2 separate regions of the Homo sapiens genome follow, and region 2 is linked to region 1. The links are chromatin contacts, found by Hi-C or POLR2A ChIA-PET in ENCODE. All regions are on one chromosome and are shown on one strand. Each heading gives the region's core, a stretch centred on a gene start or an enhancer-like site at or near the end of the contact. The rest is flanking DNA. Distances are from core to core; before and after follow the strand shown.

The links. A loop is a pair of places that touch in the nucleus more often than their neighbours do. ChIA-PET counts read pairs that join two places held with the same protein, here RNA polymerase II (POLR2A). Pooled maps may share reads with other maps.
Region 2: a loop to region 1 is called in a map of esophagus muscularis mucosa, with 2.2 times the contacts of the local background. The contact joins the promoter of COA7 here to the promoter of GPX7 in region 1. A Hi-C loop is called at or near these places in 9 of 168 maps with a recorded cell type or tissue (B cell, CD4-positive, alpha-beta T cell, CD4-positive, alpha-beta memory T cell and 4 more), 3 of 37 single-sample maps with no recorded cell type and 18 of 50 pooled maps. POLR2A ChIA-PET finds 5 or more read pairs at or near these places in 12 of 52 experiments (CD4-positive, alpha-beta T cell, CD8-positive, alpha-beta T cell, GM12878 and 9 more).

Annotation. Positions count from the first base shown.
Region 1 is chr1:52,600,966-52,603,665 of GRCh38, forward strand. It overlaps GPX7 (glutathione peroxidase 7), which reads left to right and starts at 1,406. Exons shown (of 3, transcript NM_015696.5): 1 at 1,406-1,582. The coding sequence starts at 1,445.
Region 2 is chr1:52,696,915-52,699,614 of GRCh38, forward strand. It overlaps COA7 (cytochrome c oxidase assembly factor 7), which reads right to left and starts at 1,433. Exons shown (of 3, transcript NM_023077.3): 1 at 1,307-1,433. The coding sequence starts at 1,412. RefSeq lists a silencer at 1,413-1,552 and an enhancer at 1,603-1,662.

The DNA.
Region 1 (2,700 bases), core at 156-2,655:
TCCAACCAAATGAGGCTTCTTTGTTACTCAATGCACCATGTTCCTTTCCCCCCAGGACCTTTGCACTTGTATGTTGCTTCATCCTGACCAATTTCTCCTCATTCTTCAGAGCTCAGCTCAAATCTCCCTTTTTCTGGAAAGCCCTCCATGGCCCTCCAGGCTAGTTTAGGTGGTACTCACCACAACAGTAATTTTAGAGCTATTTATAAATTATTTAATTCCTGTGTCTCCCTGGATAGAGATAATGCCCTCCTGTTCATCCCTGCCTAAGAATCACCTAAAGCAAAACTTGGCATAGAAAAGGTGCTCAGGAAGTTTTTGTTGATGACCACAGGAGTGCTTAGCCCTTACCACATTACATAAAATCTGCAGTTTACCTGGTTTCTCTCACACCAGTCTGTGAGTTTCCAGAAAAAACTCACAGCCTGTGAGTACAGGATCCAGCTCCATGTTTGACATTTCATGGGCTCAACAGGGGTTTTCTGAGCAGGGGGAGACATTGTGATGTGCTGCCCAGATCCCCCATCACTGAGGACTTAGGACAGACACCAGCTGCTAGGAGTGCTGTTAGCACAAAGCCTTTAATGTCAGCTTCTCCACAGACAGGGCCATCTTGGCCCTTGTTGCCCCACTTGCCAGGTGGCCCCACATCCAAGGACTGATAAAGGCAGGATGACCTGGCCATCTTAGCTCATCTGATGGGCTACTCTAGCTCTAGAGTCCCTGTCGAGTCAGCTAAAACTGTCTTGGGGCCTGCATGGAGCTCACTACTTTCCCCCTGTGCCACTCCTGTTCCCTCCCATCCTTCCCACGCCTGTTGATCCCAAGGGTGCTCCCTCATAAACATCCTGCACTCCAATCTCCATCTCAGAATCTGCTTCCAGGAACCTAACCTGCAACAGGCCCACGGTCCTCTCTTCTTCTCCCAGCCATCACTTTCAGGGAACATGCATTCATTCACCTGAAGTTTGCAGGCACCATTCAACTGTTAAAGTGTTTCGCATCCGTTTTTCTATTACTTCCATCCTATACCGACTAGCTCCACTTAACATGTGGAGAAACTGAGGTCGGAGTGGGGGCGTGACCAGGCCAGCCTAAGGCCGCTGCACTAATGAGAAGCTGAGCTCTCAGATTTTTGCCTCCCTGTCCCTGCCAAGTCGCTGTTTCCTGGGACAAGAGGGAGCCTCACTGAAACGAACTCCGGTCTCAGGGGACAGAATCCTGAAACCCTGGCTCTGGGGTCCGGGGCAGGGGTGCGCTGCCTCAGGACAGACGGTGAAACTGAGGTCCAGAGCCGGACATCCACCGCCTGCGGAGGGAACGAGAACGCGGCGCGTCCTGCCTTGCGGGCCGAGCGGCGCCAGAGCCGCCTCCTCCCGCCCCCCGCGCTAGATCCCCCCGCCCCGTCTTTGCCCTCGCGACGCCGCCACCTCCGGAACAAGCCATGGTGGCGGCGACGGTGGCAGCGGCGTGGCTGCTCCTGTGGGCTGCGGCCTGCGCGCAGCAGGAGCAGGACTTCTACGACTTCAAGGCGGTCAACATCCGGGGCAAACTGGTGTCGCTGGAGAAGTACCGCGGATCGGTGAGTGCGCGGGGTCTGGCGGCGCCGCTGGGCCCGGCCTCGCCCTGGCGGGGCCTGCTGGGGACGCCCCGCAGCCCGGTCCCCCGCGCGGTGTGGCTCCGAGGACGCTCCAGCCGCGCGGCCGCCAAACCCCGGCCCCCGCCCCGCTCGGCCGTGACCTCTGGCGCGGCGCCCCCATCCCGCGCCCGGCCCGGCCCGGCCCGCGGCTACGTGGCACGGCCTTGGCGCGGAGGAACCCGAAGCGCTCGCAGTCGGCGCCCACTTCGCTACCGGCACCTTTGGGCAGCGGGGTCCAGACCTTCGCCGGGAGGCCGGGCACCACTGCCCAGCCTTTGCCATTCACGGGTGAAAAAAGTAACCGTAGCATCGTGCGGCCTTTCCCTCTCCCGTCCTCATTTTCTGCATCTGGAACGGGGAGTGGCTGATTCGGAGTCCAGTGAAGAACACTGTGGAGATCAATGTGCAGGGCAGAGAGAGAGTTATTTCAGATGCACGGAGACCTCACACGGATCATCCCTGGGAGAGGGCACAAAGGCCCAGAGAGGGCAGGCATTCGCACAAGGTCACACTACACTAGAAAGACGGGGCCTGGAAGAGAACCCCACCGCCACATCCGGGGTCCTCTCTAGGCCAAGTCCTTAGATGGCAGCTCAGGGGCACACATAAGAGTCATCCAGGCTAATTGCCCCCTCATTACCAAGAGGGAATCTAAGCTCAGAGAAGACTTCGGAGAGGAAGGGTATCTGGGTTGAGTCTTTGAATACGAGTGGATTTTAGCAAGACTAAGAAGCAAACAGCAAGAAGGGGGTGGGGGGGCGCGGGGCCAGGAGTTCCAGCTGTTGTGCTTCAAAGAGTCTAAAGCTGGAGGCTACGAGTGGTGGAAGATGAGGCTGAAACGACTGGCAAGGGAGCAGGCGGGACCTTGAACACTACATTGAGAGGCCTGCATGTCACATTATGTGCAGTGAAGAACTCCCAGAGTGGACCTCTTCAGGATGGACCTGGGGACTGGTGTGAAATGGCTGGGGAGTTGAAATCTAATGAACAGGTGGGCCAGCGTCCAGTTTTGGATGAACCACACAAAAATAGATGTCAACATTTTTCTCCTGGGAGCAACA
Region 2 (2,700 bases), core at 183-2,682, 96 kb after region 1:
GCCTGGCCAACATGGTGAAACCCTGTCTCTACGAAAATACAAAAATTAGCCAGGCCTGGTGGTGGGTGCCTGTAATCCCAGCTACTCGGGAGGCTGAGGCAGGAGAATTGCTTTAACCCAGGAGGCAAAGGTTGCAGTGAGCTGAGATCGAGCCATTGTACTCCAGCCTGGGTGACAGAGTGAGACTCAGTCTCAAAAAAACAAAAAAATTAAAAAGTAGGCAGTGTGCAGTGGTTCATGCCTGTAATCAAAGGCGGGAGGATCACTTGAGCCCAGGAGTTGCGACCAGCCTGGACAACGTAGTGACATACTATCTCAAAAAAGAAAGAAAATACAAAAAATAAAAATAAAGCAAGAAGAAGAAAACCACCCAAAGGTATTAGCTGCTCTGGGTGGACCCCTCTGGTCACCACCATCCACCTATACTCTTAAGTCAATTCAATGTTCACACAACACACAGGACACATTTGTGATTCAGGGCGTCTTCGCCAGCTGTTACCTATGGTAAGAACTGCATGGTTCACTCCCTTACCTTCTTCAAGGCTTTATTCAATTGCCACTTTCTCAGTGATCTTCCCTGATCACTCAATTTAAAACTGCCCTCCTGCCCTCCTGACACCCTTCACCCAGTCTTTTTTCCACGGCACTTACTACTTTCTTTTTATTTATTTTTTTTGAGACGGAGTCTCGCTCTGTCGCCCAGGCTGGAGTGCAGTGGCGCGATCTCTGCTCACTGCAAGCTCCGCCTCCCGGGTTCACACCACTCTCCTGCCTCAGCCTCCCGAGTAGCTGGGAATACAGGCGCCTGCCACCACGCCCGGCTAATTTTTTGTATTTTTAGTAGAGACAGGGTTTCACCGTGTTAGCCAGGATGGTTTCGATCTCCTGACCTCGTGATCCACCCGCCTCAGCCTCCCAAAGTGCTGGGATTATAGGCGTGAGCCACGGCTCCCGGCCGGTACTTACTACTTTCGAACACGATTTCATGAATTACCTGAGGCTTATTGCCCGACTCCCCGCACTAGCTTGGAAGCTCCACGAGGGCAGGGAGTTTCATCTGTTCACCGATGGATCCCCAGTCCCTAACCCAAAAGCCCCAGCACGTCTCTTCCTACCCGCCCCGGCCTCCTGGCTCGGTCTTCCCGGGACACATCGCCCTTCCCAACACACGCGGTCACCGCGATCCACAGACCCCGTCCCCCGCCCGCCACGTGATTCCTTCTCCAGCCTCTCAGAGGTCGCAGACCAGACCTCTCCGGGCACGTCCCTCCCCGACGCGTCGCCGGGCTGCGCTGGAGCCGCTCACCGTCCGGGTCCTTCTCGTGGTAGCAGTGGTAGTTGCACTCCACCTCCATGTTCTCCAAAAAGGACTTGACCTGCTCCTCATCCTGGAAGTCCACCATGCCGGCCATGGTTCGCGCCGGCCCAAAGACGGTCACGTGAGCCGGCGGAGGGGGCGGGGCGGGGCGTGGGGCTGACGCCGACGCCAACCGCGGCGCTCTCCCGGGATCCCGGGGCGAGCCAAGCGAGCCTGTGCTTCCCAGCAGCCATCGCGCCGTTAAGGGCGCTGGCAGCCACGCTTCCAGGGCTACCGCCTTCCTGAAACTGGGGGCTGTCTCTCTGCAGCACCTTACCTATGCTCGCTTTGTAGCCTTAGTGATTTTCCACCTGCAGTCATTTATCTATGTATAATCCCTAAGCGCCTACTGTGTGCCTCACCAGTGCATTGTTCTAGGGATATGACAGCTAGGAATATGGTCCCTGCCTTCAAAGAACTTGGAGTTCAATAGGAAGACATTCGCTTATCCATTCAGCAAGCATTTAGAGGAGCTTCTATATGTGCCAGGTGTAGCTGGACAAAGTGCAGTGAGCAGTCTGATTCATCTGTCTTCTTCCCAGACCTGTCTTGGCCACCAACATGAATTACCTAAGCAATGAATGGCTATGGGAGATGTTGACTGGCACACAGTAGCAGTGAAGGGTGTAGCAACGTCACTGTTATAACACCTAGTACTCAAACAGTGCTGAACTTTGTTCCAGGCTCTAAATGCTTTATATGAATTAACTCATTTAATTCTCATTATATATCATGTCACTGTAAAAACACTCACAGTGACACTGTGGGTAGGTATTATTATTATCCCCATTCTACAGATAAGAAAACTAAAGTACAGAGAAATTAAGTAGTTTGTCCAAGGTCACACAGTAAGTGAGGGAGTTGGTATGCAATAATAATTTTTTTTAAAAAAATAAAAGAATGAATGAGGCCGGGCGCGGTGGTTCACGCCTGTAATCCCAGCACTTTGGGAGGCCGAGGTGGGTGGATCACCTGAGGTCAAGAGTTCGAGACCAGCCTGGCCAACCTGGTGAAACTCTGTCTCTACTAACAATACAAAATTAGCAGGGGTCTCTACTAAAAATACAAAATTACAGGGAGCACACCTGTAATCCTAGCTCTTTGGGAGGCTCAGGCAGGAGAATTGCTTTAACCTGGGAGGTGGAGGTTGCAGTGAGCCGAAATTGTGCCATTGCATTCCAGCCTGGGCGACAAGAGCGAAAAAGAATGAATGAGGTAGAAAAGGAACATGTCAAGGAGATGGGGAGGAGGAGAGGAAATTTACCTACATTTTGCTTTGTTTTCCTGCTCCTGTTCCTGCTAAGAATCATCAGTTCCATAAAGCTTAGATGGAAAGTTCTCCT